4 separate regions of the Mus musculus genome follow, and all the other regions are linked to region 3. Evidence: chromatin loops called from intact Hi-C (ENCODE). Cell type or tissue: heart. All regions are shown on one strand. Links, peaks and the distances in the headings refer to the core of each region. The heading gives the core; the rest is flanking DNA. Region 1 has its middle 11 kb from the start of Gm36561. Region 2 overlaps Cenpf (centromere protein F). Region 3 has its middle 51 kb from the start of Smyd2. Region 4 overlaps Smyd2 (SET and MYND domain containing 2).

The links. Peaks named below come from ENCODE experiments on the same cell type or tissue, not always from the same donor. Only the 100,000 strongest peaks of a DNase experiment are listed, where the experiment ranks them.
Region 1: it touches region 3 in a loop (2.6-fold over the local background); 6 of 42 quality-filtered maps call a loop at or near these places.
Region 2: it touches region 3 in a loop (3-fold over the local background); 5 of 42 quality-filtered maps call a loop at or near these places.
Region 4: a loop joins it to region 3, with 9 times the contacts of the local background. A loop is called at or near these places in 36 of 42 quality-filtered maps.

The regions. Positions count from the first base shown.
Region 1 is chr1:189,019,930-189,027,670 of GRCm38, reverse strand. No RefSeq gene overlaps it. Among named protein-coding and RNA genes, the nearest start is that of Gm36561, 11 kb to the left of the region's middle. In heart, for the core only: a CTCF peak has its summit at 4,232 (motif pointing left); no DNase peak of the experiment used is centred there.
Region 2 is chr1:189,671,940-189,679,680 of GRCm38, reverse strand. It overlaps Cenpf (centromere protein F), which reads left to right. Exons shown (of 18, transcript NM_001081363.2): 7 at 540-742; 8 at 7,047-7,172. Among named protein-coding and RNA genes, the nearest start is that of Cenpf, 12 kb to the left of the region's middle. In heart, for the core only: a CTCF peak has its summit at 4,100 (motif pointing right); no DNase peak of the experiment used is centred there.
Region 3 is chr1:189,969,862-189,977,602 of GRCm38, reverse strand. No RefSeq gene overlaps it. Among named protein-coding and RNA genes, the nearest start is that of Smyd2, 51 kb to the right of the region's middle. In heart, for the core only: a CTCF peak has its summit at 4,361 (motif pointing right); a DNase peak (open chromatin) is centred at 4,382; H3K4me3 peaks cover 379 bases; H3K27ac peaks cover 288 bases; H3K27me3 peaks cover 771 bases.
Region 4 is chr1:189,883,395-189,891,135 of GRCm38, reverse strand. Smyd2 (SET and MYND domain containing 2) reads left to right here. Exons shown (of 12, transcript NM_026796.2): 7 at 2,219-2,321; 8 at 4,505-4,615; 9 at 5,717-5,837; 10 at 7,138-7,312. Among named protein-coding and RNA genes, the nearest start is that of Smyd2, 35 kb to the left of the region's middle. In heart, for the core only: a CTCF peak has its summit at 3,432 (motif pointing left); a DNase peak (open chromatin) is centred at 3,375; H3K27ac peaks cover 2,759 bases.

The sequences.
Region 1 (7,741 bases), core at 1,499-6,498, 950 kb after region 3:
CTTGCATTTGAATGAAATCGATTCCAGCCGTTAGCATATAATAGGTCCTTGGTAAATATTGTGTGTTGGGTTCCGTTCCTAGCCTGTGTCTCCCTGAAGTTCCGTTCCTAGCCTGTGTCTCCCTGAAGTTCCGTTCCTAGCCTGTGTCTCCCTGTTTCCTCTGATGTCTAGAATAGGGGAGTCTACCTTGGGAAACCAAGCCCGCTGGTTGGCTGGCATTCCCGAGACGGTGGAGGATGGTGTGTATCTTTCCAGAAGCTTCCTGAGCTGGTGTTTTCATTCCCAAGTCTCTTTGCTCAAACATTTGACTGTTCACATTCTCCCAGGAATAAAGTCAGGGCTGCTGTTTTCTGAATCCGGTGTTAACATTGCCAAGGGGATAATTCTCTTTGTGGCTATTGATAACTATTATGGTCCTGTTTACGCAACTGTAAATGAATGAGCTGCTGTGTAAGAAAACACGGCGAACTCCTCTAGCCCAGCATGGCCCTTACCTCTATCCCAGCACTGCCCTTACTGAGAGAGCTTGACATTTAAACTCTTGAGTGAGGGAAGAGCGCCACGGTGTGGTTCTAGAAAGTGATTCATAATCATAAATGTTGATTCACAGATAAAAGACCCTCCCAGGAAACATCCGGGTCCTCTGGCTCTTACCACCATCGCTCCTTCTCCTTTTCCATGATGAGGCCAGCAGCTCACACATACTAGGTAAATGCTCTACTACTGAGACACACCATCACCCCATGTCTGTGCAAGTAAGTGTGGAGGCCACCAGAGAGCAGCGGAAAGCATGAAGACGAAGACGATAGTTTCTTTTGGATGACTTGTGGGTCAAGCAATGTTATGGTCTGTTAGGTACTGGTTCTTACATGTATTTGAGCAAGCTTAATCTTTGCCTCCCTGTGACAGCCACGATGTCAGGTTGCAGGCCTACTTCCTGTGATCCACAAGTTTGGGAGGCAGACAAATGTAACCAGTCATTTGACAGTGTAACGGCACCCTCAGGAAATGCAGAGATCGTCGGAGGCAGCTGGGTCTGTTCTGAGAGCAAGGGACAATGAGTGAATGACCCAGTGGGTACCACTGAGAAAGGGGATCTCGGCAAAATTCAAGGTCCAGGCTAAGAAAGTTTTAGAAATTGGAAAGTGATTCTGTGTGATATGTTGGGCAGGCCACTCACTTCTTGGATCTGTTATATCTGTATTTAATTTCCATTTTTCTTCTATGTGTCTTCAAAATATCTCATTACTAGGAAAGAAACTGGCTCTTTTCAACCATGACATGTCATTTTTAGACAATAGCAATTTGACTTTCAAAAGCATACATCATATCATTGCAGTGTAAATAACATAATGTTATATTTTTATTCTCCAGCGTAAAATGTATTCTGAATTTTATTCCACTGGGAAAAGAGAGATGTGTTAAAAGGCAAACTCAAGAAGTAGGCACAGGTGCATAGAGAGGCAATAATTTGTCTGTTGATTTTGTGTCCTGCAACTTCATGGAAAGTCTTTATTAGATTTACATTTTTCTGATGGGATCTGTGTAGTCTTTAAATAAGCACTCATGATGTCAGCAAATAGTGGTATTGAGACTGCTTCCTTTCTAATTTTTATATTTTTCTTGCCTTATTTTCTTGAAGACGGAGTGCTAAATAGAGTACGAGCAGGGCAGGTGGTGTTGGGTCATCGTTCCAGATGTTATGTAAAATGCTTTCTGTTTTTCTCACATCATATAATCTTGGCTGTAGGTTTGTCATATTTAGCCTTTATTATGTGGAGGTAAATTCCATATAATCCCAGTTTATTTGAGTCTTCGATCATCGAGGTATGTTGAACTTTCTCAAATGCTTTTTCTACAACTATAGGCATGATCCTGTGATTTCTGATTTATTTACTGAATTGTATATATTGGACAACTTTGCTTTCCTAGGATGCATGTGCCCTCCCCCAGCACTGAGCAGACAGGCTCAGATCTTGTTTGCCACAGTTGCTAGCTCACCTAGAGTGGAGTCTTCCGACCTAGGTAAAGTCTATTGTCTGCCACATCTGCAGCTTCCTGCAAGAAGCCACCACCTGCTGAGCAGCCTGGGCTCATTTTCCTGAGGAGTTCCTGGCATAATGTGGGATGGATGGGTCTCCCCCCTTTAAATTCAGACCCTAGAATTAAAACATTGAGCCTTGATCAGAGAACTTTGTCTTGGCTCGTTATTTCTCTCGCCATCCTTCCCATCCATCCCCAGCTTTCCTTTCAGGAACCCAGGAAACCATGGCCCCTGGCAGCTACAAATGAAACCAACTTGTTCATAGCATTTGTCTTTCATGTGTTCTCCAATTTAGTTTGCAAGTATTTTATTGAGGATTTTTCTTTATTTGTTTGAGAATTTTTCTATATTTGTTAGAGAAGTCGGTCAAGTGTGTGTGTGTGTGTGTGTGTGTGTGTGTGTGTGTGTGTGTTTGTATGCCTTTGTATGACTTTATCTGATTTTGAAATCAGGGCAGTCCTGACTTTGTAAGAAGTTTGCTAATGTCCTGTGCCTTTCTCTTTTGTGGATCAGTTTACAAAATGCTGGCATTACATCTTCCTTTTCACTCTGGTAGAACTTACCCGTGAACAGCCATCCCTGAGCCTTTCTTTGTTAAGAAAAATTTAACTCCTATTTTGTTCTGTGGATTGTCTCAAGTCTTTTTAAATTGTTCATGTCTTATAACTTTACATTTGGTAGTCATAAGCATTTAAACCTTTATAACTTCTAGATTTTGTCCAGTATGTTGATTATATTCTGAAAGCATTACAAATGATGTTCTGGATCTCAATGAAATCTATATAACAGCTTCCCTCTGTGTACTATTTTATTTATATGGGTTCTTTTCTCTCTCTGGTCTGTCTGCTTAGTGTTCTGTTGCTCTGAAAAGATACCATGACCATGACAACTCTTCTAAAAGGAGGTTGTTTAGTCCATTTTCATCATGTCAGGAGCACAGCAGTGTGCAGACAGCGCAGTGCTGAAGCAGTAGTTGAGAGTTCTACTTCTAGATTCACGGGCATCAGGAAGAGAAGTAGCCACGAGGCTCAGAATGAGCTATTGGAAACCTCAGAGCCCACCACCAGCAACAGGCTTCCTCCAACAAAGTCACAGCCCCTAATCCTTTCAAATAGTACCACTCCCTGGTGACCAAGCCTTCAAGCCTATGAGCCTGTTGGGGCTCACTGTTATATGGACTATCACACCATCCATCCATCCATCCATCCATCCATCCATCCATCCATCCATTCATCTATCATATCTATCTGACTGTCTATCAATCAATCTATACCTATATCTATCTATCTATCTATCTATCTATCTATCTATCTATCTATCATCCATCTATCCATTTATCTTTCTATCAATCATCTATTCTCTATTTCTCTCTCTCTCTCTCTCTCTCTCTCTCTCTCTCTCTCTCTCTGCCTGCCCCCTCTCAGCTAGGGAGTTGGCAATCCGAAATTCTTTTAATCTTTCCAAAATCCAACTTCTCATTTGGTTGGTCTAGAAGCTCTACTTTCTCTTTCTGTTTTGTTTGGTCTAAATCATGATTGATGTCTACTGTTGGCTTGGGTTTGGCTTCATTTTTTTTTTCTGGAGCTTTGGGGTACTTATTTGAGCTCATTGGTTTATTTACATTTGAGCTCTCTAATATTTGAGAAAAGTGGTTATAGTTACAAACTTTGTTCTTGACTGCCTTGGCTGTGTCCCAGAGTTTCTGGTAGGCAGTGACCTCATTCCCACTTGATTCTAAGAATGTTTAATTGGTCTCTTTAATTTCTTCAATGACTCACCCAGTGTTCATTCAAAAATGCATTGACAATCTCCAAGTTCTTATGTATTTGTGCATGCGTATGTTGGGAGGGGGTGGTAATCCTTGCTAGTTTTATTCCATGAGGTTTGAAAAGTATATTCATGAGCCAACTTGGGCTCAGAGAGACAAAAACTGCATATTCTTTCTCGTATGTGGATCCTAGCATCTAAGCTAGAAAAAGGGAAAGGGACCCTTGTGATGAAATAGCAAAAGGGAGGGGCCTGGGATGGGTGGGGCACACATGGCACAGGCATGGGAGATGGTGCAGGGGTGAGGGAAGGAGTGAAAATGCCATCAAACTCTGCCCCTCTGTGGTAATTAAAAATCCAATATAATAAGTTAAAGGTAGATATAAAACAATTTTGAAAGAATGTTGCCATCTAGTGGCCAAGCTAAGGAATTCACTTAGACGATCATGTTTTCTAAAAATGTGGCTGTTTTATATTCACTAAGTAAATAGTGTCCTATTCACTAAAAGTTATACTTTCTTTTTGCGCTCAGTTTTCAGGCTTCCAAAAATTTATTCTCAGGTATGGCCTGCTTCCCAAAGAAGCAGTTTCTCCAGGTAAAAGCAAGATGTATATCTGTTAAGTATTTGGTATGTCTTAATCTCAGAGGACACTAATACTCTGGGCATGGCTCTCTTCCTTGCATGTGTACTTGTGTGCACCTGGATAGTTTGATGATGTCACAGGCCCATGAAGACTGAGCAGCCTGCATGAACAGTCGATCAGACTCTGGCATTGTCTTACGGTTGGGTGTGGTCTCTCCATCTGCCGCCTGGTTCCATGCTCTCACTTTTCCTCTCAGGGGGGCTTGGTCTGATTTTCCTCTCCCTCTCTGGGGGGTTTGGTCTAATTTTCCTCTCAGGGAATCGTTTTATTTCAGCTCTTTACCTTAAGGTTATATCTGAAGAACTCATGGGGCCAGATGTCCTCATAGCTCACCTCTTAGGTGCCATACCCTAGCCTTCCTCTGTTGACATCGAGTTTCTGTCCTCTGTTCTCATTGGCGATTCTTGCTTTCCCTCACTTTTGCTCTTTTAACCAACACTGGGCAACTTCCCATGGATCATCTCCCAATAATGTGTTGTTGCTGGTCATGCATGTAGCTTTGTTAGTGTCTGAAAATACCACCCTGTTCCTTGACCCTGTAACTTAGTCATCCTATTCTCTATCAGTGCCTTCTATTCACCCAAGGTAGGGACCCATGAGAGAACAAGGAAATTATTTATATAAGTCCAGCTTGGTGAACCCATGACATTTTTATTTTTGCTTACATACAGGAACATGTGTGAAAGGTTGCTTTCTAAAATGATTCTAAAACAGGTGCATCACCAAAGAGTCCCACCCAAGCAGGGGTCACAGTCTCCCAGTGTTGGGAGCCGCCCTCACATTCGCCGTTACAAGATGGCGCTGACATCCTGTGTTCTAAGTGGTAAACAAATAATCTGCGCATGTGCCAAGGGTAGTTCTCTACCCCATGTGCTCTGCCTTCCCCGTGACGACAACTCAGCCAATGGGCTGCAGCCAATCAGGGAGTGACACGTCCTAGGCGGAGGATAATTCTCCTTAAAAGGGACGGGGTTTTGCCATTCTCTCTCTTGCTCTCTTGCTCTCTTGCGCTCTGGCTCCTAAAGATGTAAGCAATAGAGCTCTTGCTCTCTCTCTTGCGCTCTTGCTCTCTTGCGCTCTGGCTCCTAAAGATGTAAGCAATAGAGCTCTTGCTCTTGCTCTCTTGCTCTCTGGCTCCTAAAGATGTAAGCAATAAAGCTTTTGCCGCAGAAGATTCCGGTTTGTTGCGTTCTTCCTGGCCGGTCTCGAGAACGCATGTAAGATCCCAGAAGCTGCATAAATGGATTCTTCCATTCAGTCAACACTTCCATACTCTAGCGCCTCCTGAGACTGCATGCAGCTGGGATGGATGCATGGAAGAACTTGTGTGACTGAGCAGTTGTGTCAAAAATTATAAGCTGCTGAGAGCACCTTATAATTATGGTTTTTTTTGCCATGGCTTTGCATGGCCTGGCTCCCAGAATCCTGACAATACGGCTACAAGAGAATGAAGAAATCACAGACATAGAGAAGTTGGGATCAAGTGGTTTGGGCTTTCTGATGGAGAAGCCACACTTCCTGCTTTATTGTATGCAATGGAACAGGAAGCTGGAGCTATTATAAATGCTAAACAAGGAGGCAGGCTTGTCTAATCTGGGTAGGAGCTGTCTCTATAGGGGAGCAGTCTTCAGGCTGTAACATCTGAGGTGAGAAAGCTGTGGTGGAGATTTTCTGCATACACTATCAACACTCATACTCACCCCTGAGGAAGGCTCTGCCACTCCATGAGTCTGAGGCACCCGTCCTTTGACATAGCCATGTTCACAGGTCTGAGGCACCTGTCCCTTGACATGTCCTTGCTCATGGGTCTGAGGCACCTGTCTTATGACATGTCCTTGCTCATGGGTCTTAGGTGCTTATCTCTTGAAATGGCCATGCTCACGGGTCCGAGGCACGTCCCCCTTGACATAGCAATACATTTGATCAGGGCTTCACCTACACCCTGTAGTTTTAAAATTACATTATACAATTGACATTTATTTTTCTGTAATTTGCTAATGGTTAGTTTTTTCTGTCTGCCTTCATCACCAAGTTGTACATTCACAGGCTCAAGACTTTATCTTTACCGTGACTTTGCCCAACACGGTCCACCTGGTCCATTCATGGTGCTTTGTAAACAGGTGTACACGCAAAGGACTAACAACCCAGGGACAGATGCTGAGGGACGCTTGCGCTTTCCCAGAGGGATAAGGATCACGGGAGTGCGGAATGTTTATGGCAGAGGTGTGTGCCCCTCGAGCATTTAACACACAAAGGAAGTGTGTGTGGCAAGTTCACAGTGGCGAGTCAGGAAAGTCTGGGAGGACACAGAGTGCAGAGAAAGACAGAGTCAGTCAGGTAAGAAGACCAGAAGAAAACAGAGACAGTGAATACTGGGTAGCTTTCAAATTTATTTAGATAGAATTTTATATATTGAAGATTAGCGTTGGTCTTGAAGGAAGGCTCGGCCTCAGGGATCAGCAGAGGTCAACCTCCAGGAGGCTCTGAGAGCTGAGGGATTGTGGATCTCACAACAATGGTCACGACATGCAGGGTTTGTATACCTTTCTTTTTTGTTTGTTTAATTTTTAATAGCTTTATTCTGATGCATTTTATGAGTTTTATGTGACATATTTGTTTCCCTCCTCTTCCTCAGCTCTTCCCATCATCAGCCTTTTCCTCCCATCCCACACCACTTTGATATTTCTTCTCCCCAAAACATCCAACAAGGCCAGTTTCTGTTGCTCAGCTAATCTCAGGAGTGAGACCAGCCGTGGTATGTGATTGGCCCACAAGAACTTACGTCATTAGAGAAAATTGACTCTTCTGATCCTACAAGCATCTTATCAGGCTCTGGTTAATCGTGGGGGGTTTGCTCATCTTTTCCATTCTACGCTGGGATTTTGTCTGACTGGGGCTTACACGGGTCTTGTGCATTCTGTCACGATTGCCGTGTTCAATTGTCCTATTGTGTTTGGAAAACCCTGTTTCTCTGATGCTATCCAACACCTCTTGTACTTACGATACTTCCATCCCCTCTTTCTGAAAGCTTTACTGGGAGGGATGTGTTTATATGTCCCATTTGGGACTAAACTCTCCACGGTTTCTTATTGTCTACACAATGGCCACTTGGGAGTCTTGCATCTCCTACCATCTCCTGTGAGCAGCTCCTCTGATGATGGTTAAGGGATGCTCTGACCTATGGGTGTAACAATAAATCAGGAGTTGTTTTCAATGAGATACACCCACTGGTCCAATAGTGGCAGAAATGCTTTAGGAATAACCACTCTGTCTCTGTTGGATCAG
Region 2 (7,741 bases), core at 1,585-6,584, 300 kb after region 3:
ACTGCCAATGTCATTGGAACCAGCACTGTGTGCAGGAACAGGGAGGGACCTCATTGTTAATTTTGGCAGTAGTAGAGGTTTACACTGTTGCTCTTCAGTGGAGACAGAGCTCTTAGGTACTGTAGGGAGTGAGCGTTCACTGCTCAGCACAGGGTTGGATTGATATGCAAGGACATAAAGCAAACCTTACTGCCCAGAGTGTAAAGTTCAGGGACGGCTTTACAGAGGACATACCCTGTGAGAAGCACACACTGCCGTAGACAGTAAATGCTTGTAAAGCATTTCCCTCCTGTGCTCCTCCGTGAAGACGCGAGTAAGACATTTGTATTTCTCTTCTTTCTCTGGAGTATTTAAATATATATGTCGGTGGAGTTGCTGACTGCTCAAGTTACATTCAGTTAGTTTCTGTACGTAATGTAAATTAGAGTTATCTCACTGAAGATTTCAGAGTATGTAAAATAAATAAGTTGTGAACATTTTGTAAATATATGTCTATCTATCCATCTAAATTGGAATGTGGTTTTCTTTTGTGCTTTAAGACCTAAAAAGCAAGATGACTGAGTTAGAACTACGCCTGCAAGGGCAAGAAAAGGAAATGAGAAGCCAAGTGAATAAATGTCAAGACTTACAGCTACAGCTGGAGAAGACGAAAGTGGAATTGATTGAAAAGGAGAGAATTTTGAATAAAACCAGAGATGAAGTAGTGAGAAGCACAGCACAGTATGACCAGGCCGCAGCCAAGGTACTTGACTTTTCAGGAATGACTGAGAAAGTGCTGGGTTTTTATATCTAAGTTCATAAAGTAATTCTTAGTAAAGGCCTTTGCAAGCACATGCTGGGTGCTGCTGGTGCGGGTGAACTAGTAGGCTGAGTGGTTGGGTAGTAACAGGACCTGTCTTGCCTGTGCTGTGCAGCTGAAGTGACCTTGAGTCACAGTGAACAGTGACAGCACTGATGGCGCAGGAGGGCTAAGGAAGAGTAGAAGCATTCATCCCAGGACAGGGTGGCGTTAGATGATCACCCCTGGGGCTCAGCAGGTGCGTGCAGCCATAGACCTTTCTGAAGGTTTTGAGTGAGGTCGTATTTAACCCCGCCTACCTCTGGTTCTCTGGTTTTCACTGTCACTGTTTTCATTCACCAAGTTATTTATTGAGTGCTGCTGTCTGTTCTGCATTGTTCAAGACCTGGAGATATGTAGATCAATAAAAATTATTGGAAGTAGAATATAATAATAGTGAGATAAAATCAGAAAATAGTAGTATAATAAATAATAAATTTTTTTTAATCCACTACTATCGTGGAGAAGTGAATTACCTTCCAGAACCAGCTATGATGGGTCTGGGGCTTTCTGGAGCCAGTCTCTGGCCCAGTGGCTTATCTTATCATTCTGTTTGGAATACCCACTTACCCTCCAATCTTTGTGTTTTCTTGCCATTGCTTCTGGCATCTTCCTCACAGTCCTCTTAATGTCACTATTTATATCCTAGGCATAGGGTTCTTTCTATTGGCTATTAGAATTACAGAGAACTCTTAAAAACCATGTCTGAGGTGTTCTTAAGGATTTGTTTTCTTTTCATAAATAACATTTCTGAGTATTATGTGAAAAGTGCTTCAGTAGACCTGTGTCTCTTTGCTTTCCATGGCCAAGTTCCTTGTTCTTCCCCAGTTAGAATTTTGCTTTAAGGTAACTGAAGATTCACATTTAGTTATATGATGTTCTAGCTTATTAATGTGGCAGACTACACTGATTGGGTTTCAGATATTTGAAGGAACCTTATTTGTTTGGAAAGAGTCCCACGTGACTATGTATGGTATGTAACTTTTTATTTAGATGTGAATTTTATTTGCCAATAACTTGGTAAGGATTTAGGTATCTGACTTTGGTGAGAGGTATTTACTCTTTGGCATTTCTTCTTTCTGACATCTTTGGATGATACTTGTTACAGGGTAATGTCAGCTTCATAAAGTGAGCTGGGGACGGCGCTGCTCTGCTTTCTGGAAGAAAGTGCCATTGGTTGATTTTCTTCTTGGATGCAGTAGAGTTTGCTAGTGAAGTCACCCAAACCTGGAGATGGCTTTCATGGAAATTTAATGTTTTACATTCAGTTTTTAAAAGAATATTTTATGTATATGAGTTCTGCAGCTGTCCTCAGACACACCAGAAGAGGGCATCAGATCCCACCACAGATGGTCATGAGCCACTATGTGGTTGCTGGAAATTAAACTCAGGACCTCTGAAAGAGCAATCAGTGCTCTCAACCTCTGAGCTGTCTCTCCAGTCCTCCCTTTTTTTAAAAATAATTAACAAAATCATTTGTCTCCTGATGTTTTCTGTTTTTAATCAGAGTTGTCAAATTTCTGTATTTGTCTTTTTCTGTTTTCATTCTACTTTGATGTATGCTTTGCATACAGTTAGGTCATGTTTTTTTTTTTTAGTTCTTTACTGTTGGTGAATTTAGCTCATTTACATTTAATGTAACTATTGGTCATGACTTAAGCCTGCCATTTTTGTTTTGTTTTCTGTTTCTGCTTTTTATTGCTTTGTTTCTTACCTTTCCATGGATTACATAAACATTTCCTAGGATTCATAGGTGATTGGTATGTTCATTTTGCCAGCTTTTAACAAGTTATGTTAACACTTGTCTCCCTTGCTCTTACCCTCCCCATGTATAATAGTTCAAGTGTTTTCTGACATAAACTTAGAGCTAGATTGACTGTATTATATTTTTTAAGCCAGTTGTCAGATGTTTAAAAATGTCAGAGGTTATTGTTGCTTTCTTGTGTTTGCTCCCTTTCCAGGGTTCTGAGTGTAAGTGTTAGTTCTGCGATTGTTACGTTTCTGCTTACAGTGCTTCCTGTTGGACTGTTTCAGGGTGTGTGCTGGCCAGAAGGCCCTAGTCTCCTTTATTTGAAGATGATTTGACTCCTCTCCACTCCTGAAGGCTGTTTCTGGGTTGAGTTGTGTTTGCTTGTTTTGTTTTGTTTTCTCCCAGCGAACTCTTTAGTTAGTCTCCTTCCTTCCTTCTAGTCACAGTTTATCTCCAAGTAATGTTCTGACTTGGAATTTGTTGCTGTGCAGAATAGATGAGAATATCCCTAGTCTATCTTTTTTCAAAGTGAAGTTGAGATGTAAAGATTGAGGTAAAGGTTTTGCTGGGCCACTGTGAATTTATAATATTAACTGCTGTTATTACAGCTTATTATTGAGTTTATAGTCAACTCAGCTAATTTTAGGTTACATCTCTGTCTCTATAACAAGAACTAACATTAGTTTTGTTTTGGTGAGAAAGGATCTTTTTTGTCCTACCTGTCATTTTTGGTGAGGTCTCTTAGATTATTGTTAGAGTTTTTACTTGGACAGTGCTTAGAACTTGACTCTGACCTTCATCTCATTACTATTCCTCCAGGTCCTTAAGATTTGCTTTTATTTCTGTGTCTTTTGGATGTCTTTTTTTTCCCCGAGTCGGTTTCAAATCTCACCAACTGAAAATTCATTTTCATTTTCTTTTATGCCTCATGAGACTTTAAGTGTTTTGCTGACATTGCATTATGTTGTGTGCCATTAGAATTGCTTATTTCAAAAAAAAAATGGAGGTAATATACTCTGTGCTCTCAAGTGATTGAATGCTTGCGTGTAGTTTGGGTCTTTTCTAACAATTTTCAAGCTTTCCTTTGAGGCTGCGAGGGAGTGCTCAGGGTCATAAATACACAGTTGCAAGAACTGGAGCTTACAATTTTGAGCATTGTTTATCAACTTTATGCAGATGACACTTTCAAAGGGGTTGTATATTAGATATCCTGTATAGCATATACTTACATTATGGTTCAAAAAAGTAGCAAAATTACAGTTATAAAGCAGCAATGAGAAGAACTTTATGGTTAGTGGGGCGGGTCACCACAACATGAGAACTGTATTAAAGAGTCTCAGCATTAGGAAGGAACCATTGTCTTAGAGCATTATGGAGCATACATGACATCTAGTGGCCAGTTACTTACACATGGACTGTGCATAACTGGTACCACAGTGGCAATCAAAATATTTTTGAATGAAGTATAAATACCTTCAAAGTTCTGTTTTAATGTACCCTGTCTATAAAGAAAGGATTGAAGTCCCTTAGGGATGTGTTGCATTTTGAGGGAGTACCAGTAGAGGGCACCAAGGGTCCATTTACTTTGGTGCTTTTTATTTTATTTTATTTATTTATTTATTTATTTATTTATGAGATTGTCAATCATCAAAATGCCAGTCTGTCCTTATGGCCAGTGATTTTGAGTTGTCTATCCATTTCCATATGCAGAGCAAAGTAGATTCTCAGTCACTATTTGTTAAATTTATATTTTTTCTTATAAATCATGTAGTACTATTCCTTGGGAATTTAAAAACTTAAAGCTTATTGTAACAATGAAGGTATCTTAATGTCTGAGGCAGAAGGTGAATTTGATCTGTTGGCTTAAGCATGTAATCTTTTCTGAGGCTAGGGAAATGGTTCAGTTGGTAAAGTGCTTGCTGTGGACCTGAGTGGAGCCCCAGCCCCTAAATAAAAAGCTGGGAACCCATCTGCATGATAGAGTACACGCATGCACACACGTGAAACTTTCAGTTGTTTCTGTTGAGAAACTGTTCCTTTGGATAACTCAGGCTGGCCTCAAACTGATGATTTCCTGTCTCCGTCTTGAATGCTGAAATGTGCCACTATGTAAAGTTCACTTTTATCATCTTAAAGCTCTGCTATTTCCAAAATCATTTCGTCACCATTGACCAGTTTGGTACTGTTCGTTCATCTTTGCTTAGTTAATAACTGACATTTGTCTTCCAGCAAAATATTGCATAGTGTTTTCTTCAATTCTCAGATTTCCAATATAATACTCATAATAGTGTTAAATTAGACTCTGGGTAGCTGAACAGATGGCTTCCTCAGTAAAGTGCTTATCACACAAGCCTGAGGACAGTAGTTTAATCTGTCCCCAACACTCATGCTTAAATTACTTGCATGCATAAATGGGATTTGTGAATTGACTCAGTGGGTAAAAGTAGCTGCTACAGAAACTGACAGCCTGAGTTTAGTCCTTGGAGCCCTTGTAGGAGAGAACTGACTCCCTCCCAGAAGCTGTTCTCTGACCTGTTTGCTTGTGTTGCGCGCTCCCATCACATATGTACACATAGTAATTCAACATAGCTGGTAATGGTTGCATGTGTCTGTAGTCCTACCGCTGGAGGGGAAGTAGGGTGGGGACAAAGGCAGAAGGAGCCCTGCTGCTGGCGGTCTAGGCTGTCCAGCAGAATTGGTGAACTTGTCCAGTATCCTTGAGAGACTGCGCCTGAAAACCTAAGATGGAGAACCATTGAGATGGAGAGCGTGATGTTGACTCTGGTCTCCATGGCGCCGGCTCATGCACTCTTTTCTACATATTTGTAAATCCATGGACACACACACTCAAACATGGATGTATTGGTAGAATTTCAGAGAAAATATTAGTGGGGAGGCTTACTAAATTGAGGCATCTCACAGAGTGGAGAACTCTTTCCCATTAATATAAGCTTTCTGTTTTTTCGATTATTTATGTGCATTGCTGTTTTGCTTGGAGGCATGTCTGTATGTGGCTGTCAGATTGCCTGGACCTGGAGTTAGAGACAGTTGTGAGCTGCCATGTGGGTGCTGGGAATTTGTAGTCCTCTGGAAGCGCAGCCAGTGCACATAACCTCTGAGCACCTCTCCAGCCCTATAGAGCTTTCTTATTACTACTTGAATGCTATATTTTGGGGATCAGCCATTGTAAGGATTTGAACTTAAAGGGGTGGCTTCAAGGAATGCAACGAATCTCAACCCTTGGCTGATTAAGACAATTTTGTTTAATTTTAGGAAAATACCCTAAGTTTTCATGTAATTTTAAAATTGGCAGATAACTGTATATATAAGAAAGCAACAGCATATTCTTTCTGTTGCTTGTGAGAACGTAATTAGAAAACAGCTGTGATTTTCTGGGGTTCTGTGAGCCTCTAGAAATGTAATGGCATAATGAGTATTATGGGAAAAGCGGTTTCTTTACTATTTAAGTTTTCAGAGAGATTCTTTATGAGGTGGGCATGGTGGTACCTCCTTTAATCCCAGTGCCAGGAGAGGCTGGCAGATCCCTGAGCTTGAGGCTACCCTGTCAGTGTTGCAAGTTCCAAGCCAGCCAGGGCTGCATAGTGAGACCTTGACTTGGGGGTTGTGGGAGGACCTGTCTGTCTATCTGTCTCTAAGATGATTGCAACACTTTCATAGGACAGTAAGGATCTTGCCCTAGTTATTTTTTAGCTCCTAAATCACTAGGCCAGTATCACTGCCTTGCTTGTTTATAGATGTTCTATGTGAAGGAGGTCAGAGGACAACTTGCAGGAGTAAGTCCTCAGCCTAGCTGGAACAAGACTCATGTCTGCATCCTTCATCTTGCCATGGCAATGCTGGATTTACAGATGCAAACCATCTCATGCTGCTCTTCATGTAGGTTCTGGGGACTAGAGTCAGACTGTCAGCCTTGTACTGAGCTCTCAGGCCCCGTGATCTGCTTGCCGTGCAGCGGTGTTGGTGTGTTCTAATACTGCTGTCTGCCTTTCCCATGCACACATTGTGAAATGTTTTAAAGATGTGCTGATGTTTAACATCCTTGCTGATATTTCCTCCGTATAAATTTCATATGTGTTTATAGAATCATAGTAACCTTAGGATCTGGGTAATGAATGTGAACCTGACTTTAAGTGAAATAAAAAGACCAAAACATGGGAAACATGAAGCAGACTTAAGGGATTACAATTTATTTTTATTTTATTTTATTTTATTTTTGAGACAGGTTCTCAGTATGTAGCCCTTGCTGGCCTAGAACTCACTATGTAGACCCTACTGACCTTGAACTCAGAGATCTGCCTACCTCTGCCTCCCTAGTGCTGTGTGGGTTTCAAAGTATGGATCACCATGCTGGCCTGGACTAAAATTTCTTAAAAGGCAAAATTTGGCTTCATTCTCTGAGTAACTAGTTTTGTATGGAACATTTTTATCTGTTATCAGTGTACTACCTTGGAACAAAAGCTGAAAACTTTGACTGAGGAGTTGAGTTGTCACCGACAGAACGCAGAGAGTGCTAAACGTTCTCTGGAACAGAGGATTAAGGAGAAAGAAAAGGAGCTTCAAGAGGTAAGGTGGCTGGCTTCATGGAGGACGTTTTATGAGAAAGGCCTGTTGACTTTGCAGTTTGGAAGGAAGAACTACTCACTGTGCCTGGGGACACTGGAGCAGGCATGCTTTGTGAGCGTGAGGCCACTGTATTTTCCCTCACAGCTGCGTTTTTATACTTTTTCCACCATTCACTTCTTGATTCGCAAGGACGGACTCTTGGAGTTAGTCTTGTTTATGGGCTTGGAATGTAATACTGAGTGTGAGCTCTTGCTCCACAGTTAGGGTTGTCTTATGTTCTTCAGTTCTTCAAGGCTGTGAGTTGGTTAATTGCCTAATAAGGTGTTGGAGGTAGTCAGATAGTCACCTTTGAATCAATGGTGGCCTGGTGGGAATATTTTATCAGTGTGGGTTGTTCATGTGCTTTCGTATGAGCATAAATGGTAATCAAGATTCCTTGGTTGCCAAAATCAACTAGTAGCATTTACTTGTTCTTTCAAATGAAGACCATTGTAAATGGTCTATAACTGATTAGTTAAGCCCTCTTTCTTTCTCTCTCTCTCTCTCTTTCTCTTCTCTCTCTCAACACG
Region 3 (7,741 bases), core at 1,403-6,402:
TGCTGGTGACACCCCTGGGCCGGACCCTCCCTGCGTGTTTTAGGAAGCTTGGGATGGGCATGCCGGGGAGGGAGAGATAAACTTGAGTACCTTGGTCTTGGCTTTAGATCACTCGTTGCCACTCAGGCATGAACTCAGTAGAACAAGCCCATTTCTCCAGAACCATGAGGTGGAAGTGGGCACCCACACTCAGGTAGTTGCAGATCTTCCTATGGACAGGCATCTGTGTATGTGGAAACAGCCGGTTGTCTGACAACACTGGGTTTTGAAATAGCTATTAGGCACCATGTGGGCACAGGCTCTCCCACCTTTTTATCTCTTCAATATCAAGCTGCTTCCCTGGTCCTACTGAGAAGCCTCACTGGAGAAGCCAACGAATCCCTCTCTCCCTTAGTTTGGAACACAGGGTGAAGAGATCCAGGACTACGGTGCCACTCAACACAGGCTCAACACCAGGGCTGTCTCCTCTATCCCAAGGGGCATGCTCAACACACTGGCATTTTTCCTTCCTGGAAGAACATCAGTCTTGCTGTGAAGAGACCTGCTGTCAGAAGGTCACTGTACCAAGTGTAACGTCACCCCTGTGAGGTGGGGTTGTACCAGGTGACCTCTAACCTGCTTGGCCCCTGTTTGGCTCTTCTGTCCCTGGCTGTCCTCAGGGCCTGAGGAGAACAGAGACATTTATCTATCTTCCCTTGCCAATCTCTTCAAACTCACTGTTGATCTCTATTCACCAGAGAGCAGTTTTCCCTCCAGAGATATCAGAAGGTAGAGCATGGAAACAGAAAGAAAGGTGTATGCAAAACAGCCAAGGAGACAGAACGCTCTATCTAAAGAGACACATGGAGGTCCAAGGAGACAGCACTTTCCATCTAAAGAGATGCACGGAGGTCCCTCCCATGAATGAGATTTGTCATCGTTTGAACAATCTCTCATAAGAACTCCATGTAGCCTACCACAGATAGGGACATGTCACTGTTCCCGGTCTGGCTCATCCTTCTCCTGACTTTGCTGAACACCCAGTGCAAACGAACCCTTCCGGTGAACTGGAGCACGGCTCAGTCAGGAAAATGTTTGCCGTGCAAGCATGAGGACATGAGTTTGATCCCCAGGACCCATAATGACAAAGCCAGGCCTGGTGGCATATGCCTATAATCCCAGCATAGCTTGGATGGTAATGACCAGATCGAGAGGGCTTGTGAGAAGAACCAGGTTCAGCGAGAGACCCTCTCTCAAAACAAACAAACAAACCTACAAGGTGGGAAGCAGCTGAGGAAGACACCTGAGGTTAACTGCTGGCCTTTTTGCATGCGGATGTGTGCATCCACACAGGCACGAACACACACACACACACACAGCACATATGCATGCACATATTCACACATGCATGCATGCATGCATGCACACGTGCACAGTGAACCCTAGCTATTTCTAAGTAGAGTCGTGTTGAGACACTCCACATGTGTAGATTCAAGGAGATTAGCAAGGATCCTTGGTTCCCAAGTTCCCTCCCCCAATAAGCCCAGAGCAAAGGTCTCCCTGATCCCAGGAGCAGAAGGCACCCTGCTCTGAAACACTTCCACAGCTCTTCTGTTACTTTAATGCTGAGAGGTGCCCTCTGCCAATCCTATTTCATGGTTCCTGTGTGTTACAGAAGCATGCATTCCATCTACTTTGTTTTCGGAAACTCCAGACCACTCAGCATCGTATGAAACACGACTCGTCATGAATATGCGATACGGGATGCTGCGAGTTGGTCTACAAGCTGGTCCAGATGCATAATTACCAAGACCCAGGAGAATGAGCTTGAGTCCTGCACAAACCACTAGGCCTGGTGAGGACTCAGAATCCAGCTTCTTGAGCAGCTCTGAGACAACTCATTCCCGACGTAGACACAGTGAGGGAAGGGCCAGAGCCTCCTCTGGCTCACAGAGCTGCAGATTTCCCAAGGGAAATCTTTTTCTTTTTCTAGAAAAATAAATTATGTTCTTCCTGGCTCTCCCATCTCTGTCAGCCATAAGGAAGAGAGGGGATGAGACAGAGGCGGTAGAGGATGGTGTCCAGCCACCTCCACGGACAGACCCTGGCTTCCTTCCGTTGCCTCTGACATCCACTGCTGGTTTTCTATAGCTGCCCTAGTAAAAGAGAGCAGATGGAGAACCAGATTAGACCAGTCAGCCCAGCCCTGACTGTCATTTTATGAGACTTCTGTGATTTTCATCAAGCAAGCTAGAAGAGAGATCTGGGGAGGCAAAACAAGGGAAACAGAAACTCTGAGGCATGGGGCCAGGTCATCTGTGACCTGAAAAGGTCTGAGCAAAGAGGGTGTGTCAGAGACAGACAGAAGCCTTTCAGCGCCCACTGCAAGCCATGCACCGGCAGCAAGTCGCTCACCCTACGCCTTTGTTCCCTCATCTGAAAAACGAGGGTAATCACGTATTCCTTTCAGAACTATTATAAGGGCAAAAAAAAAAAAATGCATGCGAAGCATGGATCATGAAAGTTGCCCACCTTGAGGGACTGATGGTCTGCTTTGGAGCACTGGAACTACTGATGAAATAATGTTCTGTAACAAATAACACCTTCTCAAGTCAGCTCACAGTGGGACCGGCAGGGGAAGCAGCCCAGCCAAATTCTATTCAATCTTCTCCGTTTGGTTCCACAGGCAGATCTTATCACTGTAACTCAGCTCCTGTGGTCAGAAAGATCTGGGTCTAAACCCCATGACCACCATTGCCCAGAGGTGGTTTTAGGCAGTGACTTGACAAAGCACCTGCCTCAGAGGTCGCTGAGAATAAAGAAATGCATGACTTTGTCACACTTTGAGTGCCCAATAAACCACACTTAGTATCATCTCTGTCGCTGACATCACCAAGATCACCACCACCAGTTCTGTTTATCACATAAGGAGTTTAAGAATGGTTTAGAAGGGATGGGTTGTAGCTCAGTGGTGGAGCCTGGGCTAGAGTGATGGCTGCTCTTCCAGAGGACCCAGGTTGGATTCTCAGCACCAAAATGGGGGCTCACAATCATCTATAACTCTAGTTTCAAAGGATCTGACTCCCTCTTCTAGACTCTGCAGGTACCAGGAATTGGCGTTGGTGTGTGGGTTCAAGGTGAGCCTTGTTCTCTCAGTTATTTCTTCACACGCCTGCATGTATATTTATCTTCCCCAGCCTTGAATCCCACTCTCAATTCTACCCCTGACATCTAAGTCCAGTCTCTATGGCTCCTCTACAGAATGACCACAGTTCACATCTGCTCCACCTGATCCAGGATTCCTGGAGAATCCAATGAGATGGATCCTTTCAACAAGTGTTTATTGAGTAGATGCCAAATAACCTAGCATGAGACACGACAATACAATAGACTGGTCCTGACCCTTAAGGACCCAGGCAATTCAGGCCCATGTTCCCAGATAGAGGTGAACAGTCACACTCTAGATAGTGTATTGTAGGTGGTCACAAGGAATATGGATCACTCTAGCAGGAAGGAATAAGAAAGATTTGAGAGAGTGGGCTGACATTGTTTGAATCAACTGTGGCGTTGAAATGTGGCACAGACAGCATGGCCAGGCATATATGCATAAGTGATTCTCAGAAGGCTCTGTGCTCTATATTCTAAGGTTTGCCTAAACTCTTAGGTACATCAAGAGCATGGCGCACAGGGTTGACTGAGAGCAGGTGGGGTGCGAGCTGTTATAGGCTGTGCACATGTAAGCTCTTGTCATGAGTCAAACCCATTAGAGAAGCAAGATCTAGCATCTCCCACAAGGTCTGTTGCCACAGACGAGGAGACGGAGGACCAACAGGTGACATTTCCTGGCCAACATCATAAAGAAATTATAGAGGACCTGTGTGATGGCTCAGCATGTAAAGTCACATGACATAAACCCTGACAACTCAAGTTCAGTTCCACATGGTAAAAAGAGGAAACCATCTCCGGAGAGATCTTCTCCAACTGCCACATGTGCACGTACATATGCACACACACACACACATGCACACACACATGCACACAACTGCTAAACTAGAATTAAGATGTCAGAGTTTGAACATGGTGTTCAGAGTTCAAATATTACCTCACCAGCAAAGGAATAAAAATGTCAAGCCGATCGCTCAGATGTTCAAGTCTCCTCAGAACTGTGATTTCGAGGGAAATAAATTATGGAATCTGGTGAATTATGACACAGTTTTTCTCAGAAGTCACATTTTGAGCTCCGAAAATATACAGTAATAAGACGACCTCCCTGAGCTTGGCATGGTGGCCCACTCCTGTAAACTCCCGTAAACTCAGAAAAAATAACAAAACTCCCCACCAGGACCACTTAGTGATTCAGGAGCACTTCCGGCTGTGGCCAGCAGATGGCAGAGGGTGACTAAAGAAGGAGGGATCCACAGTCGTTGCCCCGCCCCTCCAGCCTGCTGTTCTCAAGTGCAAGTAGAAAATGCCTTTGCCTTGATCGATCAGTACTGCTCGGTTAAAGCCACTGGTCATCCTGAAAGTCTGTTTCTAGGTAGAGACCGTCACTGCTTGAAATTCTCTGTCACCCATTCCATATTACAGGAGACAAGGCACCCTCCCTGTCCTCCACCAAGCTATTACCTCCTGCTGCCTCTAAGCAGACCTCCCCAGCCTGGTCACCAGCGTCTCAGCAGAAGCTGCACAGGTGACGATACAGCAAAGGATGTAGCAGCGAACAGAGAGGTCGGTCTCTGCTGACTTTAGACAAGGAAATCCTGGATAACTGTCCCTTGGAAGGGGAATTAAGCATAACTCCTGCTCAGACCTTAGGCACCTGGAGAGCTTTCCCTGTTTTGATCAGTTTTCTGTTACTTTAATAAACATGATCAAAAGTGACTTAGGAAGGACAAGGCTTTGCATTTTGTGCTTCCAGGTCACCACCCTTCTTTGGGGAAATTCAGGCAGGAACCTGGAGGCAAGAACTGTAGCAGAAACCGTGGGACAACTCTGCTTACTTGTGTAAGGATCTGAAAAGCACTGAAGGAGACCCCAAACCCATATAGTATGCAAAAACAAAGAGCACTTATTCTGCAGAAGCAACAAGAATGTGGGGGGTCAACCATTCTCTAAAATGGCAACCCCAGACAAAGGTACACAGGGCTTTTTATAGGCAACAGGGAGAACTCTCTAGAAGGATTGGGTAATCTAAGATTTCATTGGTGGGTGCTAGGGCGTCACAGGTGGTCAGTGGTCTGCGTTCCTACGTCATGAACATTCAACCATGTGATGAAATAGGGTTAAAGACAGCCCGTTCTGAGATAAGATATTCCCCATTTTTCTGTGGTTTTTCCCAGGCTGTTCTTTATGGGAGGGAGCTTTATGATATGTTCCTAGAGCTGGTATCTTATGACTTAGTTTCTGGAACTTATGGTCTATTCCTGAAGCTGGTGCCTTGTGGCCTGTTTTGAAATCAGGCCTGGTCCTTAAGACAGACCTACTGGCTCACATTGTCACATTTCTTACAGCTCCAGCCCACCAGCATAAGAATGGTCCCATCCACAGTGGGACTGGTGCTTCTACATCAATAAGCAATCAAGAAAATGTTCCACAGACACACCCACAGGCCAATCTGATGCATGCAATTCTTCCCTCTTCCCAAATGACTCTATATTGGGCCAAATTGCAGCCAGTGCTAACTAGAAACCATAGATTCTTAAATCATAGTATCACATGAGTGGCCCAGAAAGAGGTTTTAAGGGACTCGCTAACTCTGAAAATTCATAAGTCAAGCCTCCTTCATCTGCACTTCTCTCAACTCTCTCTTATCACCCAAGCTCCCACAGAGCAGCCCGTTAAGCTTTGAGTGCTCAATAGCTTTTCCAGCCCAAGTTCCAAACAGTCTCACAATCCTCCCCCAGACAAAATGGTCAGGTCTGACACAGCAATAGCCTGGCTGTTAGTAACAATTTCTGCCATAGTTTGGTTTCTTCTGCTGTGATGAACACCATGACCAAAAGCAATCTGAAAAGGAAAGGGTTAATTTGATTTTGAGTCTCCATCACAGACTGTCACTAACAGAAGTCAGGGCAGGAACTCAAGCAGAAGCAGGGGAGGAAGTCATGGAGCGCTGCTTACAGGTGTATTCTCCTTGGCTTGCCCAGCTTGCTTTCTTATACAACCCAGAACTACTGCCTAGGGGTGACACCGCCCACAGTGGGCTGGGCCATTCCACATCAATCATCAATAAAGAAAATGCTCCACAGACTGGTCCACAGATAACCCCTCAGCTAAGGTTCCCTCTTCTGGTAACCTACCTCGTGTCGATATTACGAAAATAATCAGCACACTCAGTTTTGGTTTTTGTTGTTTGGTTGCTATTGCTATTTCTCTTTGGTTGGTTGGTTGGTTGGTTGGTTGGTTGGTTGGTTGGTTGGTTTGGGGTTTTGTTAGGTTTTATTTTATTTTGCTTATTTATTTGAGACAAGGTCTTACCCTAAACTCCAAGGCCACTCCTTACTCTTCAGAACTCACTATATAGCTCAAGCAGGCCTTGAACTTGTAGCAACCCTGCTGTCTCAGCTCCCCAGGGATAGGACTACAGGTGTATGTTACCACATTTAGCAGGCTCACAGTTTTGTAGGTTCCAGTCCAGGGTCAGTTAGTCCCCTTGCTTACAGGCCTCTGATAAGCCTGAACCTAGAGGCCCCATGTGATGGAGCAAGCTGCTCGACCCAGAGCGGCCAGAAAATAAAGATGGGAAGGGACTGAGCCCCTCAGTCCCCTTCAAGGGCTCCCACAGTGATTTGTGCACTAGGGTCCACCTCTTAAGGGTTACACTGTCCTCCAGAAACACTATGCTAAGGATGAGGCCTTTGGAGGACACTTTAGATTCAACGAGCAGTAATTTATTTGTGCTTAAAAAAAAAAAGAACTTTGAAAGAAGATAGGCTTATGGGAACCAGAGAAGCCAGGGGCTCCTTGCCTGTCTGAGAACTGCTCTGTGTTTGGGCTGTAACAGTGTAATACGATGAGTCCTGAAAGGTCAAACCATAAGGAACTAACTCTACCCTTCCCGGGGCACTCACCAAGAAGCCTGACACTGACCTACGGTGCGGGGACCGAGCCAGCAAGCATGCTTGTCTGTTTGTAGAGAAAAGTCTAACCTTCACACTTGATTTTATAAAGAAGACTACGGGATGACTGTGGGTGCTAACTAAACTCACAGGGAGTGCAAAGCCTTCGCTGAATGCCAGCTATGACAGCCTCCAACACTGAAAGAAACGTTTTTGAGAACTTGGGAAGTTATTAAATGACATTTGCTATTTGCTTTCCTTTACCGAGCAAAATTTATTGAGTATCAACTATGCACCAGGCACTGGACCAGGCGTGGGATGTAACAAGACCCTCCCGATCCCTCTCTGCCCTCCGGAGAATTCCCTCCTTGAATGCTCAGTGTCTTCTAGAAAGGCAACACCAGTGAAATAAGGCAATGCACTGTGCTGCTGGTGAGCTTTACTGAGTCTATCATGCTGCATGGATTGAGATCAGAAGAGCAAAAGGAAAGTCTACACTTTCCATGCAAACTGGTACCGAGGACAGGGTTCCCCACAAGTAAAGCAGGCAAGTTCTCACACCCACCACACCCAAGTCAAGCTTCCACAGGTCCTCTGGGAGGCTATGTCTGCCAAGAGGAACCCGAAGTCCATGAGCAGTCTACAAAATGGTATGAATGAAGAGAAACAGCCTGGAGCGCACCTGCAACATAATCGTGGCTCGA
Region 4 (7,741 bases), core at 1,558-6,557, 87 kb after region 3:
TGCTGGGAAGTGTGCTCTCTGCTGGGCTGTGGGTCTGGCGATCTTGTTTCTTACGCTCAAAGCGAGACATTAATTGCACATGCAAGGACTAACCGTGGTTTAGGTAGAGAATGTATGAACTCCTGCCCATCTACCTGTTTTGGAAAATACCAGTGGAGAGTGGCATCGTTTAGAGGGAGGCTAGGTGGAGATAGTAAACTAGAGAAAGTTTTCAAAGCATTATCGGCCATTTCCCCCTCCTGATTTCTGGAATATCTGGGTAATTCCTGAAAGACCAGCTAGATCATGTGGGAATTCCAGAACAGTTGGTCCCTATTTCACAGGAGCAGCCAGGGAAACCTTTGTGCACCCTGAACAGATCCACACCGTCATTCCACGATGCAGAGGGTGGGAGTGTTTGGGGTTCTGTTGAAGACCCCTGGGGATGCCTGCTGCTCCTCACGTGCCATTCCATGTGCTAGTGCTGGGTGTTTGTGTCTGCTGCTGGGCTGCAGGCATCAGGGAAGTCAGGAGAAGGGGACCTGAGTGAGCAGATCTTGGCTTGGGCAGCTTTCTCCAGAGAGAGAAAAGGTAGCGGTGTTGGCCCTTAGGCCAAGGTGAGGTCTCTTGGCAGAGATTCTCATAGACTTTTGGGAAGAGAACAGAGAAAAGGACAGGCATGGGCTCTGCGAAGACAGCCCAGGCAGCCATTGAATTCTGCACTGTGGGCTGTTTATGAATGTCTGAGGATGTCTGAATTAGAGACCTCACCATGTCCCATGGCAGCCAAAAATGACAACTGTGGATCCTGAGCTGCCTGCCTGTTTGTTTTACTGCCATCCCCACCACCTCTGTTTAGAGAGACAGCCTAGCACTTTTCCAAGAAGGTTCTAGAAACCTGTTATTCGTTGCTTTTAACCTGCGCCTTTGGGAGCTTTGCCGAGCAGACATCCCGGCACCTGATGCCCTAAGCGTCCCTGTGGGAACCTAAGTAGGCTGTAGTATCAGGTAGAGACGTCCCCCCACAAGAATAAGAACAGGAGCCGGCTACCCGTTCGTGCCAGGTGTGAAGCTCATCGCCCGCTCTGCTCAGCTCTCTAGCAGGCAGGATAGAGGACGGTCGCTTCTCTCCGAGACACACCACAATGGGGCAGAAACCTTCAGTGGTCCTGAGACCCATTTGGGTTTTTTTGTTGTTGTTGTTGTTTTGTTTTTTGTTTTGAATCCTGGGGTAAGTAAGAGAAGGGTTCTAGTCTCTCATGGGCCAGGCAGTGCCAGTCCTCCCAGTGGTGACACGGACAGGCGTGCCCACGAGAGCATAAGCCCAGGTTTCTGGGCATTTTTAATTGGGGAAAAATCCTTTGGGACTGGAACCACATCAATGCGTGATTTCAAAGGCAGCATCTGTGAGATCAAGCACTTTCCCCTGTAGTTGAGAAATTTCTGTTCTCAGAACTTTGACCTTGAAATAATCAGAAAGCTCAAAGCATCTCACCTAGGCGAGTCTCTCCTGTCACTGTCCCTAAAAAGCAGACAGCAGCAGGAGCGGCCATGTCCCAATTTCCCAGATTTGGAGGTTGAGGGGCCTCTGGGGCCCTAGGGGGTGGGAGGATCACAGCCCATCCTCCCCCAAGCAGATGCCATTTCTCAACATCTGAAGGGAACGTTTGAGAAATGATCCACTTAGACAAAAGGACAGCCCCTTTGTCTTGCATCTGTGTGTACGTGGGAGCATTGTCTGTGAGTCTGTCTGTCCAGACGGAATACTTCGGATAGTTGTTATTCGTTTATAGCTAGAGATCAGATTTCGCATTTGAGTATAGTGAAAAGAGTGCCATGCCAGCCATTGGAGCTGAGGATGTGGCTCGCTAGGGTAAAACGCTCACCTACCATGTATAGACCCCTGGGTCTGGGCCCCAGAACCGCATAAATTGGGTGTGGTGACACATTGGAGGATCAAGCCTTCAAGGTTTTGGAGTGAATCTATAGTGAATTCTTAGACCAGTCAGGGCTACTGGTGACCCTGTCTTAAAAAAACAAAACAAAACGAAAAGGCTAGGTATTATTCTAAATGCTCGGTGAACATGCTCGCCGGACAGTCTGAGCTGGCTGTCTGTAGACGTTTAACCGTCTTACACAGGCTCAGCTCCTCTTACTCATCAAACGGGTAAGCAGTAAGTCACTTCAACAGCCAGCCCACGGCATTCAGGCAACTTGAGTTTTCACTTTTGATTGGCAGTGTTGCATTGATGAATCACAGCTGCTGCCCGAATGTCATTGTGACCTACAAAGGGACCCTGGCAGAAGTCAGAGCTGTACAGGAGATCCACCCAGGAGACGAGGTGAGAGTACAGCTAAACTGTCTGGTTTTGGGACCCTTCCTGGGTTACCTCCCAGATTTGGGACCTGGCTTGATGTTCCTTGCCAGATACATGGGTGCTTGTCATTTCCTTTGGCCAGATAGAAGCAAGAAATACATTTGAATTAAATTCTTTTTTTTTCAAATTCATTGTTTTACTTTGCATGCGTGTATATGCACACCTCTGGGGTTACAGCACCAGGTGGGTGCTGGGAATTAAACTGGGGACCTCTGCAAGAACAAATGCTCTTAACTTCGGCGCTCTCTCTCTAGCCTCCTGCAGTGAAGTTCTCATCTCAGCTTTTACACTCTGGGTATCCCTGTTATCAGACAATCGGCTAGTGAGTTCCTTCCTGTCCCATAACACCCCACAAAGCTCTGAAACATTGCTGCCTGCTTCGTTACTGTTTTCGTTGTGGTGATAAAATGCCCAACAGAAGCAGCAAGTCTGGGAATGGTCTCGCTCTGTGATACAGGCCTGTCCAGCTGACAGTCGGTGTCACGGCCAGTCAGTGTCAACCACCACCGCACTGTAACAAACAGCCTGGCAGGAGCTAAAGAGGCACAGTCCACGAGGCCTGTCTTCCCATTCCCTGCCCAGATGAGGAAGCAGAGGCACTGTCAGGCAGGAGGCTCCATCAGCTTCCTTCCCTGATGTAGGGGAGGTAGAGAGAGCCACATTCTTTACCACCTGTTCCCTGAACCACTTCTCTGTCTGTTGCTGTGTGTGGCTATGCTTTCTGGGTTAAGTTTTGAACCTGCAATGCTGTTTTGAAGGACGTGTCTGAATACTTAAAACTTTAAGTAGAATTCCCAGTGCTATGTGACGCAAGCTTTGATTTCTCTGGAAGGTTTTTTAGCAGTTCACAGCTGACATTCAAGCCTCCTTCCATCCCATCTCTAAATCCAGCATGAGGTGGGGATCCAGTGTGGAGCCAGGATGTTGAGGGTCCTGACCGGGTCTGTGGAGATGACCTTGAGGCCTCTTTTAAACTGAGACTGAAATGGCAGGGCTGGTAGACTACCCAGAGAGGCTAATGACCTGGACAGGCTGTTTGAGCCTTGAGTGGTGCAGCTGGGGTGGCCTTTGTCGCCATCTTCTGGAGGCTCTTGTTGGTTGCACTGTGTACCTGTCGAAGGATCCCTGTGCTGCAGGGAAGGGTTGGCTGGTGCTTCTCTTTCTTGGCTGACACGGATTGCTCACGATTGTTCACGTAACTTCAGTTTGGGGAAGTCGGTACTTCCTGGGTTATTTGCCCTCTAGGTTCCTGGCATTAGATGGAGCCAACATATGCCCCAGGCTTGCTTCTTGAGTCAGGAGTCACTTACTACCACAGCACCTAGCCCTGTACTGATGTCCCCGACTGCCTGGCAGGCCCATGGATCCTGCCACGCTGGTGACTTTCAGACACTGCCTGGTTGTGTGGGATGCAGGCATCGCTGCCCCCATGAATAGATGATGGATACTGCCACATGTGTCCAAGGAGAGCTATGAAGTCCCTCTAACACAAACTCATAAATGCATTTAAAATATTATGAAGTCTTTGTAATTTTTTTTAAAAAAAAACCCGATTGTATGCTTCTCAAGTATGAGCTATATACATAAAGGCATCATACTGCATTGTCAAAATGTTGTGCATACCCAGAAGGGCTGGTGCTGCAGGTCTTCCTTCCAGACCTTTCTGTAAAAGGCAAAGCCAAGAGAACAAAGGGACCCAGAGTGACTGCTTCTGTGTCCAATGGCCAGCAGGGTCACAGCTGCTGCTGTGCATCCTGGAAGCCGTGTGTGCCGCACGGCCCCGGAGCCACTCAGAGCTGTCCCACCCTCCAGCCCTTGCTCAACCATGTGATGTCAGGAGGAAGGGTGAGCAGATCAGGGTGTCTGAGGCCCTGTTCTCCCCTGCGCATGCCCAGCCTTGGCCTGATCCTTGGTGAGGAAAGGTGAAGGGTCCTTCTTGCTCTTAGTTGCCAGTGTAGGGACTTAGCATATAGACCTTCTGGTCACCTCAAGGAGATGAGCTCCACAGCCTCTCAGCCAGAGTGAGCCATGTGACCGTCATTGTGACTGACCCTCAGTGGTGGCTCTGCTGGGCCTGTTGCCTCTCTCATCCTTCAGAGGTTGGCAAAGCCGTTCCCTATTGCAGACCTCTGGCTCTCACCCCCCAGGTGTTCACCAGCTACATCGACCTGCTATATCCAACAGAAGACAGGAACGACCGGCTAAGAGACTCCTATTTCTTTACCTGTGAGTGCCGGGAGTGTACAACCAAGGATAAGGTCAGTTCACTGATGGGACAGAAGAGGGTCCCTGCTCCGAGCCCTCCCCAGCCTCCCCTGACCTGTCTCCCCACACAGCGGGTATGTCAATCCTTTTAACCGGTGTGGTGTGACAAAGTCAGGCGGAGGGAAGCCAAATAGACAAGGCCCTGCTGTGCCAGTGGGAGACCTGCTGGGTTCCCGTTTCTCAGAAAGTCACCTGGGCTGTGAAGATGGCCTCAGCAAAGTGCTGTCTCTGCAGGAGCCTGAGTTCAGTCTCCACAGCCAAAAAGACAGATAAGACGAAGTAAACTCACAGTCCCAGCACTGTGGCAGGGAGGGGCTCGGGGAGGCCATAGGAGCCTGCTTATGGGGTCCAGGCCACTGAGATAGTGTGTCTCAAAAAGCAAGGTGGGGGTGAGGAGATTGCTGGGGCGGGGTGCATCTCTCCAGTGCTCATATAAAAGGGCACATGTCACTCTGTGTCCCTGTAACCACAGTGCTGGAGTGCGTGCGTATGTAGTGGGTGTAGAGAGAAGATTGTTGGGGTCTGGGGTTTACTGGTTACCAGTGTAGCTTCAGGTTCAGTGACAGGTGAGTGAGAGAACAGCGCACATGTTCTCCTCCTCTGCCCTGCTTGGTTTTGCCAAGGCATGCCCCTGACACTCATGCATGTGTGCAAAACCAAGGTAGATGGCACCTGAGGAATGACACCGCAAGCTGACCTCTGGCCTCCACTCAGGCAGGCACACACATGCACATGTACACACATGTGCTCATAAAGTGCTTCCCAAAGAGATGGGAGGGGAAAGGCATCTGGGAGTCGGGCTCAGGCTTTTTGAACCTGTCACCAGGTTCTACACGGCACACACTGTCGGTTTTCAGGGCCAGCCCTGCTCACTGGTCTGTCCTGACTGACAGACATGGACCCACAGAAAACACAGTTGGGACCCTGCCTAGGGAAGACTGGTCAGAAACTCACCTTATGTTTTTATAAAAAGGGGGACAGTGTGGAGTTCCCCCTAGACCCAGAACCCCTGCATCTGTGGGGATACAGGGATGATTTGAGCAGCTCCCCCACCCCACGGGGGGGGACGTCTCACACTGTGGATTCCCCCTCAGGACAAAGCCAAGGTGGAAGTCCGAAAGCTCAGCAGCCCGCCACAGGCAGAAGCCATCCGAGACATGGTCAGATACGCACGCAATGTCATCGAGGAGTTCCGGAGGGCCAAACACTACAAATATAACCTTTCTGTGTGGCCTGCCAGGGGCACAGCACCGTGTCTCACTGACGGGGTGTGGTGGGACGCTGGGAAGAGAGAGGAGAGGGGAGGAGTAAAGTTTTGAAAGGAAGATGGTCTCCTGTGTGCTCGTGGGAAGACAGATGGCCCACAGCAGGGTGTTGGCTCTGCCAGGAGCGACTGTCCTCACTAGACTGAAGTGGCCAGGAGTGCCACATGGGGGAAGGCTACCTTCAGAGGAGCTATGTTGTTGATGTTTTAGTACAGGTAGGCACCGTGCTAAGAACGTTGCTCACCTCAGCCCCCCATCCACGGCACACTGACTAGTGGCCATTGCTACCAAGCCCACGAGGAAAGAGTTCCTTAGATACACGGCCCCGTCTCAGGGACGCTTGGTGGTGGCAGGACTAGGGTTTGGTCAGCAGAATCCGTGTTCTTCCACCGTACTGTGTTCTTAGGATTTGCATCCCAGAGGGCAGAAGATGAAGCTTTTGTTTCCTTGCCCTGCTTCCCCCACCCCCATCTTTCTTTCTGTCTTCTCTCATTATTAGGGATTGAACCTAAGGCCTTGCACATGCTCAGCACGTGCGTCGCCGCTGAGCTGTGTCTCAACCCCTCCCCCCACCCCTCTTTTCTTTTCTTTTTTACCCAGTGGCTCGTTGAGAACACGCAGGAGGATGATAGGCTGAGCAGTAACTCAGGTGTTGCCTGAAGCCTTCCGGTTTTATTTTGAAACATGTCATGTTTTCAAGGCATGGTCCAGGCTGATAGTGGACACCTTCCACGACCCAGGCAGGCTTTGAACTTGAGTTCCTAACTCCTTGGCCTCCTGAACAGCCAGAGTGGCAGCCTGCACCCTGAGGCCCTTGAGGCACATTGCTTCCTAATGCAAGAAACCTCTTGGGAGCCTGGGCTAGGGTTGCTCTCTGCACTTGGAAAAAGTTTCTGTGCCAGCACAGCTTCCTCACGTGAGGTACTGGGTTGCTCAGGCCCCCAGCCTGGATGAGGATTTGAATTTAGCGAAGATGAAGGACTCCATCCTCGCCGTTGGTCCGTCCGCAGGGCCAAGAAGGCCTCTCTTTGTGTTTCCCTAGTTTGTTTCTTCAAGGGAATTTCGATTCCCTTGACTTCATTTTCCCCATCAATACTTTACCCAGGAGGGAGGGGAGGGTGGGTGGAGGGGAGGAGATGGCCCAGCCTGCCCCTGCCTGGGATGCCCCGCCCCTGCCTGGGATGCCCCGCCCCTGCCTGGGATGCCCCGCCCCACCTGGGATGCTGCCTGTTTCCTTGACGCTTCAGCACCCCCTAGTGAGCTGCTGGAGATCTGCGAGCTTAGCCAGGAGAAGATGAGCTCCGTGTTTGAGGACAGCAATGTGTACATGCTGCACATGATGTACCAGGCCATGGGCGTCTGCCTGTACATGCAGGACTGGGAGGGAGCCCTGAAATACGGGCAGAAGATCATTAAGCCGTACAGGTGAGCGCCGGGCGGAACTGGGTGGCTTGCTCGGGGTGAGCACATCTGCATGCAGGTCCGGGCTTCTCCCCACCGAGCTGGCCTCCTCTGTCCTGCCAGGGAGCTCCCTCCTGAGGCAGAGTGTCACAGGCTACCCACAGAAGTCCCCTCAGGCCAGGGTTAGAAAGTCAGTCAGTCGTTCACATCTGTGCCCACCTGCCTCTTCTGTGTTAAGTGACACTTTTGACCTGGTGAGTGGAGGCAGAGGGCGGGGGCGTACCACAGCCTCCTTCCCAACCTCCTCCCACACACTGCCTGCTGCCTCCGCACACTGCAATCCCAGCTGCATTTCACCAGCCTCTAGGACTCACGGTTTGGCTCAGTCAAATAAAACAAGATGAGATTCCCATTTGTAGAAATAATGACTGAGCCAGAGAAATGGTCCATCCT